2 separate regions of the Homo sapiens genome follow, and region 1 is linked to region 2. The links are chromatin contacts, found by Hi-C or POLR2A ChIA-PET in ENCODE. All regions are on one chromosome and are shown on one strand. The core of a region is the stretch at or near the end of the contact, and the rest is flanking DNA. Distances in the headings are between cores, read along the strand shown.

Region 1 (4,628 bases), core at 1,466-3,965, 67 kb before region 2:
TACAGATGCGCGCCATCACGCCCAGCTAATTTTTGTATTTTTAGTAGAGACAGGGTTTCACCATGTTGGCTAGGATGGTCTCGATCTCTTGACCTCGTGATCCGCCCGCCTCAGCCTCCCAAAGTGTTGGGATTACAGGCATGAGCCACCACACCCAACCCTATAACTCAATCTTGATTAACACTGAGCTTGAGGTGAACTACAACTTCCAGATTTTTTTTTTTTTCACATGAATGGCTAAAAATTCCTGTCTTCTTTACTCTGTAACCATGCTGTTGATTTTCTTTTCTTTTTCTTTATTCTTTTTGTTTTACTTAGATGTAGACTCCAAATGCATCAGATCCTTGTAAAATTTCCCCTTTTGTTTTTGGACCATTATTAAACCTGCGTAGACAGTTCGCAACCTAACTCTGACTTCCCACAGTTTGACCATTCCTTCTTGCTTGATGACTCCATTAATTTGATGAGGATGCCTTCTGTATCTCCATCTACATCACGGATAAAGACGTTGAGAAGGATGGGTAAAGGATAATGCCCTCTGGGTATCCCTTTCACTTGGACATTTGCTAATTATTCAACTAGCTGCAAATTCACCTTCATCTTACTCCCTATACAATGACCTGGCCTATGTTTCTAAATCTTTTCTACAGGAATCCAGATCCATCCATTTAGATAGTCTTTTTTTTTAGAGGAACCTACCAAGAGTTATAGAAGTTGATGTCTCTCTCTCTCTCTCTTTTTTTTTTAACACCTATTGCCTAGATCAGGGATAAAGAATACATTCTGGCCAAGCACGGTAGCTCACACCAATAATCCCAGCACTTTGGGAGGCCGAGGCCGGTGGATCACTTGATGTCAGGAGTTCAAGACCAGGCTGGCCAATATGATGAAACCCCATCTTTACCGAAAATACAAAAATTAGCCAGGCATGGTGGCTCACGCCTGTAGTCCCAGCCACTTGGAAGGCAGAGGCAGGAGAATCGCTTGAACCCGAGAGGCAGAGGTTGCAGTAAGCCGAGATTGCACCACTACACTCCAACCTGGGTAACAGGGTGAGACTGTCTCAAAACAAAACAAAGAAAATTCTGAATTGTCAACTCCAAACTAGTGGCTACCTAGAGTGTTGTATTGAGAAGGATCTTATGACCTGACTATAGCAGGAAAAATTTCTGGGGTTGATTAATTATGTCTGCCAGAAAATAGAGTGTGCCACATGTTTGCCAGTCTGTCTATATAGTCAGATTACAAATATCTTACCGTAGCTTCCTATACCTGGTTGACAGATTCCTAATCCATTAAGGGCAGGGGAATGTTGAAGGACCAGGAGAAACCAAGGCCCAGGGTATTAAGTCAAACGCAAGCTGTTTATGTCAAAAGCAGATAGATGGTAATCTCTCAAAACTCCTTATCACCTTGCCTCAACTTCTCATTGGCTCTCCACTGTGCCACACACCCTCATCTTCCTACAAGCTATAGGTTTAAAGGAATCTTAAATTCCAACCAGGGAAAGATGAGTTTCTGGCAGCCTCATTTGGAATTTGAATGAACGTTCCTGTGGGTCGGCTCCTTAACAACCTATGCTGAATGAAGGAATAATCATTAGAAATATTGTTAGCCATGGCAGAAGTTAAGTTTCTTAATACAGGACCAATCTTCACTTACATGAACCAGTTAAATAGGTCCTGAAGACTGACCTGGGCATCCTGATCATTTGTGACACAGTTTCTACAGGAAAATGAGTTGGGAGTCGCATTTAGAAACACACTGGAAGGAGCTGAACCTTTGTCTGAAAGTTAAGCACCCGCGCCACCCAACTTGCACAATTTGTTCATATTTCCAAGAGTATAAATTTTATCCTCCTTGTTAATTATATGTGCCTTCTGCTTATTATATGCCTACAGGTCACAGGAACCTCAAGTATTTCACAGAATGATGCCAAGGAGCGCAGTTTCTACACCATCCCTCCCGATCAGACCACATCTATTCCAATCTCAGTCTCAAACTCTTCCCCTTTTTCAACTCACATTAATGAATTCACTAAGTACCTAGCACTGAGAATAAAAAGCTAAAGCAGCATCCGTCTTCTCTACTCTCACACAGCTTACAGTCCACAGCAAAGCGCAAGTCATCAAACACACGCGCTCCACCTGCCACCCCTAAAGCCCAGGCGCATCACGCTCGGCTCCACCTCTTCATCTAGCCCCGCCCCTTCCTGCAGGCCACACCCCTTTCTCTATCAGGCTCCTCCCTTTATGCCATAAGCCTTTTTTCCTCATCTAGCTCTTCCCCTTCCTCCGCCAGTTCCTACCGTGCCACAAAGACGCCTGCCCTTCTTTCAAACTATCCCATTCAGAAAAGCGTTCTGGATTGCCCGTTCGAATTCCTCCCCGTCCTCCGTCTACCCACCCTTAAAGGGTTCCGCTCCCAACGGATCCTCCTCAGGCCCCGCCCCTCCCCAGACCCCGCCCGCTCTGGGGAAGCCCCGGCACATAGTGCCTCTGCCTTTCGCTCCCTCTCGCTTCCTTTCGAACGAGGCAGGGACTCTCGCTCTGTCGCCTTTGGAGTGGTCCCGGGCCTTGCCCCAGGGGTGGAGAAATGGCCGCTCACACCTACCTGTGGGGCCAAGCGGATGGAAGGCCCCGAGACAGCTAGTCCCGGCCTACTGGCAAGAGCTACTCAGGTCGCTGCCGGATGGGCCGTTGCCTTGGGTTACGACCACGCTGGGGGCGGGACCGCGGCGGAAGTGACGTAGCCCAACAAAGCCTAGCACTGGCGAGGCGGTTCGTGGCATCTCCTATCCGCTCCGGGCGCTGCCGCCGGAAGGGCCAGCGACGGAGGGTCTCAGATGGCGGGGCTTGAGGCCCACCCGGGCTCTCGGGTCGGCGAGTCCCGTTGGGGAGCCCTTGTGCCTGCTAGGATATTTAGCAGATGCCAGGCGGCCAGAAACGTCCTCACTTTTCTCCCTCGGCCCTCTGGGGAACCGCCGTGAGCGTTTCCCACGGACACAAACTTAACAGGCCCAGAACGTCCAGGGAGGACGCGTTGTGAGCCTCAAAGAGCCCACTTACGTGACCGACAGCACCAGGCCGACGGGCACTCGCTGAACTGCTGGCCCGGAGCAGCACAGCTCTTAAGTGGGCAGTGGCATCTTTTATACAAATAAAGGAAGGTGGCCCCACGTCCCTAAAACAACAGCTTGCTGAAGAGAGATCGCAAAGCATCCCCCACTCCAGCTCGGGTCTGACTCCAAAGCCCTTCTGCTTTAGAAAGTGTGACTATTTCTGCTGTAGAAAACCGGTATCTAGGCCAGGCGCGGTGGCTCACGCCTGTAATCCCAGCACTTGGGAGGCCGAGGTGGGTGTATCACCTGAGATCAGGAGTTCGAAACTAGCCTGGTCAACATGGCGAAACCGTGTCTCTACTAAAAATACAAAAATTCGCCGGGTGTGGTGGCGGGCGCCTGTAATCTCAGCTATTTGGGAAACTGAGGCAGGAGACTGGCTCGAACCCGGGTGGCGGAGGTTGCAGTGAGCTGTGATGGCACCACTGCACTCCAGCCTGGAGAGCAAAACTCAAGTCTCAAAAAAAATTTTGGTATCTAAGTTCTCTAGCACTGTGATTGCTCCAATGAGACGGATTCAGCTATAATTCTATTCCAACTTTTTTCATACGTGTAAGCTTAGGTACCTTGTTCACATAAATAGGAAGATGCAAATAAAAGGGGTTTTATTGTATCTCAAGCTAGTAAGTATTAACCAAAAACATTTAAATGTTTTATCAGTTGACAATTTGTTTTGGTCTTCCTTCAGATCTATTGAAAACAGCTGGGCACCGTGGCTCACACCTGGAATCCCAGCTGAGGCAGGAGGCTCCCTTGAGCCCAGGAGTTGAAGGTTGCAGTAAGCTATGATTGTGTCACTGCACTCCAGCCTGGGAAACAGTGCAAGACCTTGCATATTAGAAAAAAGTTTCTGGGAAGTATACCAAAAGTCTTAACTAAGATTTGCTAAATGAATATTAATTAAATAACCTAACGGCAAGTACATGGGGAAGTTGGAGGATCTAGAACCTGACTTCCTTCACACTAACTATTCCTGCATTTAGCAGGTAAAAGCCCGATAGCATGATTGAGTGGAAACATGAAGGGACAAGGGTTTGGCTAGTTATGTTTATAAAAAGTCAACATAGGAATTGAGTCAAGATACCAGAAACTCTACTTATAGTAAGATCCCACTTTGCAAAAACGGAGAATGGAAGCGTACAGAACTGTACCTTCTCCTCAATTTTGCTGTGACTGTAAACTTCCTCTAACACATAAAATGTATTTTAAAGAAAAAAAGCCAGGAGTGGTGGCTTGCGTCTGTAATACCAGTTACTCACAGGAGAGGCTAAGGCAGGAGAATCACTTGAGACCAGCTTGGGAAGTGTCACAAGACCCCATATCTATTTTTTAAAATTAAAGGGAGATGGGTGGGTGCGGTGGCTCACACCTGTAATCCCAGCACTTTGGGAGGCTGAGGCGGGTCAATCACTTGAGGTCAGAAGTTCAAGACCAGCCCAGCCAACATGGCGAAACCCCATTTCAAAACCCTAATACAAAAATTAGCCGGGTGTGGTGATGGACGCCT
Region 2 (4,966 bases), core at 2,336-4,835:
GAAAATTTCAACATAAATTCCAGACATAATACAAAATAATTCCTAGTCACTTCAGAATGCATCTCAAAAGTGGCCATTTTTGCCAGGCGTGGTGGCTCACGCCTGTAATCCCAGCACTTTGGGAGGCTGAGGCAGGTGGATCACTTGAGGTCAGGAGTTCGAGACCAGCCTGGCCAACGTGGTGAAAGCCCATCTCTACCACAAATACAAAATTTAGCTGGGCGTGGTGGTGGGCACCTGTAATCTCAGCTATTCGGGGAGGCTGAGGCAGGAGACTCACTTGAACCCAGGAGGCAGAGGTTGCAGTGAGCCGAGATCACGCCATTGCATTCCATCCTGGGTGACAGAGCAAGACTCTGTCTCAAAAAAAAAAAAAAAGGCAATTTTCTTACTGAATTACGATGCTGTTTTCACACAGCTAAATTAACAGTAATTTTTAAATGTCACCTAGTAACCTGTCTGTATTCAAAGTTCACTGGTTATCTTAAAAAATGCATTTTGTTTTAAGTTTGAATCAAGAGATAGGCGTCATCATTCCCATTTTAAAGATCAGGAAACTAAGCCTGAGAAGTTGAGGAGCCGGTCCAAGAGTGAAGTGCACAGATGGGAAACAGCCCACAGGAACACCGTTGTGACTGTAGCATGCGGTACAAAGGGCCCTGAGTGCCTTCCAGCAAACAGACCTGTTCAAACCCGGCCTCCCTGAATGTGTGCAGGAATCCTGCATTGTTTCTGCCTGGCAAGGTCTGGGTGGACATCCTTCCAAGATTGTTCAGAATGCCCTTTCCAGACGGCCCCAGGCTGGGGCAGGCAGGCACCCACTCAGCCCCCAGGGAAGTGGATTACCTGGCATGTGCAGGGGCCCAGGTGCCCGGCTGTACCCCCAGGCCGCCCTTCAGGGTCTGCAGCTGCCTGAGGGCCTGGGCATGGCTGTGGGGCTGGGAGAAGCCTCGGGGCCCCACCAGCCGCAGCTCTTGCTCCACGTGTTCCAGCTGAAGGTACAGACACTGCCTGTAGGCGCTGTCCTTCCAGGGGCCACTCCGTGCCGCCTTGGGCTTGGGACACTGTGATTTCTCTGGAGGACAAAGAAGAAAGCGATCAGCTTGTGCTGAGTCACAGAGCAAACCAGCTGCAATACAAACAACAGCCAGGTGGGGCGGCATGCGCAGGTGGTCCCAGCTACTCGGGAGACTGAGGCAGGAGGATCGCTGGAGCCCAGGAGGGCGAGGCTGCAGTGAGCTATGATGGCGCCACTTCACTCCAGCCAGGGCAACAAAGCCAGATCCTGTCTCCAAACAAAACAAACAAACCTCCCCCCACAAAACACAACAGTAATAGTACCAGCTTCTGAGTATGAAATGCTTGCTATGTGCCAAGCCCTGAGAAATCTGAGGTTCAAAGAGACGGAGTAAGGTTTTAGGGTCACACAGCCAGTTAGGATTCGATGTTTCTCTTTTAGATTTTTATCAGAGTCATTCTTCAAATTTCCCTACACATCAAGAGAACAGAGGAGAATCCCATACTCATCACTCCAGCTACAACAATGACCAACATTTGGCCAGTCTTGTCTCATCTCTTTTCTTCTCCTGGAGCTTTTTTTTTTTTTTTTTTTGCAGTGAAGTCTCACTCTGTCTCCCCAGCTGGAGTGCAGTGGTGTTATCTCAGCTCACTGCAACCTCCACTTCCTGGGTTCTAGAAGCAGTTCTCTTGCCTCAGCCTCCTGAGTAGCTGGGACTACAGGCGCACGCCACCACGCCCAGCTAGTTTTTGTATTTTTAGTAGAGAGATGGGGTTTCACCATGTTGGCCAGGTTGGTTCTAAACTCCTGACCTCAGGTGATCCGCCCGCCCCGGCCTCCCAAAGTGCTGGGATTACAGGCGTGAGCCACAGTGCCCGCCCTCACCCCCCGACTCCCCCACCCCCTGGGCCCAGAGTATTTTAAAGCAAATACTTTAATATGGTAAGACTTGAATTTGAACCCTTTTTTGTCTAGTGCCAAATATAGTGTAATCCTGTCCCTTTGTTTTTTTGTTTTTTTTGTTGTTGTTGTTGAGACGGAGTTTTGCTCTTGTCGCCCAGGCTGGAGTGCAGTGGCGCAATCTCAGCTCACTGCAACCTCCGCCTCCCAGGTTCCAGTGATTCTCCTGCCTCAGCCTCCTGAGTAACCGGGATTACAGGCACCCGCCACCATGCCCAGCTAATTTTTTTTTTTTGTATTTTTAGTAGAGACGGATTTTTACCATGTTGGCCAGGCTGGTCTTGAACTCCTGACCTCAGGGGATCGGCCAGCCTCAGTCTCCCAAAGTGCTGGGATCACAGGCATGAGCCAGCACGCCCGGCCAATACAGTGTAATCCTTAATCTTGTGTTTTTAGCTTTTTTAAAAATTATGAAACATCTCAAACATATAAAATTAGAGCAAATGATGAGATGAAGCCACACAGCGACACAGCGTCAAAATGATCAAAATGACGCAGCGAGACTCCGTCTCAAAAAAAAAAAAAAAAAAGAAGAAATGCAGTTATAATCTTGTATCTTCCCTTCACCTACAGGACAAGCTTTTCTAACTGTGCTTAGCATCTCCAAGGCAGAGCACTATCCCACCTGGAGGTTGCCTTGAGAGACAGCAGTCCATCTGCAACCCAAAGAACGCCTCCGACGAAACTGTCTCTCATGTTGAGAGTTTCAGCCACTTGTACAGGCTAGCCCTGCCCAGGAAGGTGCAAGCTGGACCTCCTGGTAGATAATTCTAATTCACTGAAGTGCGTTACGCCGACCCCCACTGGCTTGCTTCCTCTCCTCCCCGCCATTCATGCCAAGTCTCCTTTTAAAATCCCTGCTTTCTGCCTCAGAGGTGTAGTGATATCCTTAAGTCAGGAAGCCTGTACTTCTTCCCCTAAGCTAGCTTTGGAATAAAAAGTTACTTCTCTTTCTCTCTCCACCCACCGACCTCTATCTCTTTTTGAGACAGGGTCTAACTCTGTCCCACAGGCTGGAGTGCAGTGGCGTGATCTTGGCTCACTGCAACTTCTGCCTCCCGGGCTCAAGTGATCTTCCCACCTCAGCTTCCCAAGTAGCTGGGGCTACAGGCACATGCCACCATGCCCAGATAAAAAAGTCACTTTTTTTTTTTTTTTGAGACAGAGTCTCACTCTGTCGCCCAGGCTGGAGTGCAGTGGTGCGATCTCGGCTCACTGCAACCTCCGCCTCCCAGGTTCACGCCATTCTCCTGGCACAGCCTCCCTAGTAGCTGGGTCTACAGGCACCCGCCACCACACCGGGGTAATTTTTTGTATTTTTAGTAGAGACGGGGATTCACCGTGTTAGTCAGGATGGTCTCGATCGCCTGACCTCGTGATCCGCCCGCCTTGGACTCCCAAAGTGCTGGGATTACAGGCGTGAGCCACCGCTCCCGGTCAAGAGTCACTTTTTAAATACCAGATCTCACTCTGATTAACTGGACTCTGCAAATGGCAAGCAACTATATCTGCATTTTGGTTACAGCCAGGTATATGCATCTCCAGCCCTGACTCAGATAAGGTTAGGGTGTTGGGTAAATGGCTATGGTGAGGTCAACTCCTACCTTCCTCTGACTCACAGCCTCCTCCCTCACCCTCCTGACTGGGCTCCCTCACTGAAGCCTCAGCTGAAGATTCCAAGTCAACACTTTATTTTGCAGGGCTTCTGCTAATGTTTCTGAAAGATAACATCACTGCCAATCATAACACCACTTACTGTATACCTGCTTTGTGTCAGGCTGGGATCTAAATACTTTACATGTCTTACAATCTTATTCAGCCCTCACAATAAGCCAACGAGCTAGGTGGATCAATACCCCTATTTTATATTTTTTTTACTTTGAGACACGGTCTCACCCTGTCAACCAGGCTGGAATGCAGTGGTGCAACCTTGGCTCACCGCAACCTCTGCCTCCCAGGCTCAGGCAGTCCTCCTATCTCAGCCTCTCAAGTAGCTAGAATTACAGGTATGTGCCACCACGCCCAGCTAATTTTTAACACACCCCCTTTTTTTTTTTTTTTTTTTGAGACAGGAGTCTTGCTCTGTCACCCAGGTTGGAGTGCAGTGGTGCAATCTCAGATCACTGCAACCTCCACCTCCCAGGTTCAAGTGATTCTCTTGCCTCACCTCCCAGGTTCAAGTGATTCTCCTGCCTCAGCCTCCCGAGTAGCTAGGACTACAGGCGTGTGCCACCACATGCAGCTAATTTTTTTATTTTTAGTAGAGATGGGGTTTTGTCATGTTGACCAGGCTGGTCTTGAACTCCTGACCCCAGGTGATCTGCCCACCTCGGCCTCCCAAAGTGTTGGGATTACAAGCGTGAGCCACCACGCCCAGCCAACACCTCTATTTTCTAAGGGAAGAAATGAAGTCTCAGAGAGGTTGAGCAACTTGTTTAAAGTTGCACCGCTGCTACTGCAGCTGGGAGATCCCAAGGTTCTGGCCGACTCCAGAGTTCATGTTCTTAAGGTCCAGTGTGTCCAGCTGTGAATGCTAAAACTCCCAAACTCAAAGTCAAGGATCTAGTGGAAGCAGGGATGACCTCCATAAGCAGCCCAAACCCAGCTCTCTGGGGCAAATTCTTTTTTTTTTCTTTTTTTTTGAGATGGAGTCTTGCTCTGTCACCCAGGCTGGGGTGCAGTGATGTGATCTCAGCTCACTGCTGACTACACCTCCCAGGTTTAAGCGATTCTCTGCCTCAGCCTCTTGAGTAGCTGGGACTACAGGGGCAAGTAACTCTATCAGGGGTGGGGCCAAGAATTATGAATTCAAATTGCTTATTCTATAAACCATACTTTCGTGTTCTAAACAAGGTTTAGATAGTGGCCACCCTTGTGTATTAAAAATGGTAGCATTCTAAACCCACATAACTATCCACCATGTTCCACAGAACATTTCTGTCACTGTAGAAAGTTCTATTGGATGGCACCGCTCTAAATGGGAAGATG

Evidence for each region. Hi-C counts contacts between places; a loop is a spot of excess contacts on that map. ChIA-PET counts read pairs that join two places held with the same protein, here RNA polymerase II (POLR2A). Pooled maps may share reads with other maps.
Region 1: a map of Calu3 shows a loop between it and region 2 (2.8-fold over the local background). The contact joins the promoter of C16orf46 here to the enhancer-like site in region 2. A Hi-C loop is called at or near these places in 3 of 168 maps with a recorded cell type or tissue (Caco-2, Calu3 and endothelial cell of hepatic sinusoid) and 3 of 50 pooled maps. POLR2A ChIA-PET finds 5 or more read pairs at or near these places in 9 of 52 experiments (BJ, H1, HepG2 and 5 more).

Annotation. Positions count from the first base shown.
Region 1 is chr16:81,074,523-81,079,150 of GRCh38, forward strand. It overlaps C16orf46 (chromosome 16 open reading frame 46), which reads right to left and starts at 2,716. Exons shown (of 4, transcript NM_152337.3): 1 at 2,614-2,716. C16orf46-AS1 (C16orf46 antisense RNA 1) reads left to right here. Exons shown (of 2, transcript XR_007065137.1): 2 at 1,902-2,076. RefSeq lists enhancers at 2,248-2,387, 2,479-3,139, 2,978-3,027, 3,140-3,798.
Region 2 is chr16:81,140,451-81,145,416 of GRCh38, forward strand. It overlaps the pseudogene PKD1L2. Among named protein-coding and RNA genes, the nearest start is that of GCSH, 47 kb to the left of the region's middle. Within about 2 kb of position 3,586, at least 3 of the 41 ENCODE cell types and tissues checked have a DNase peak (open chromatin) inside an H3K27ac peak, as active enhancers do.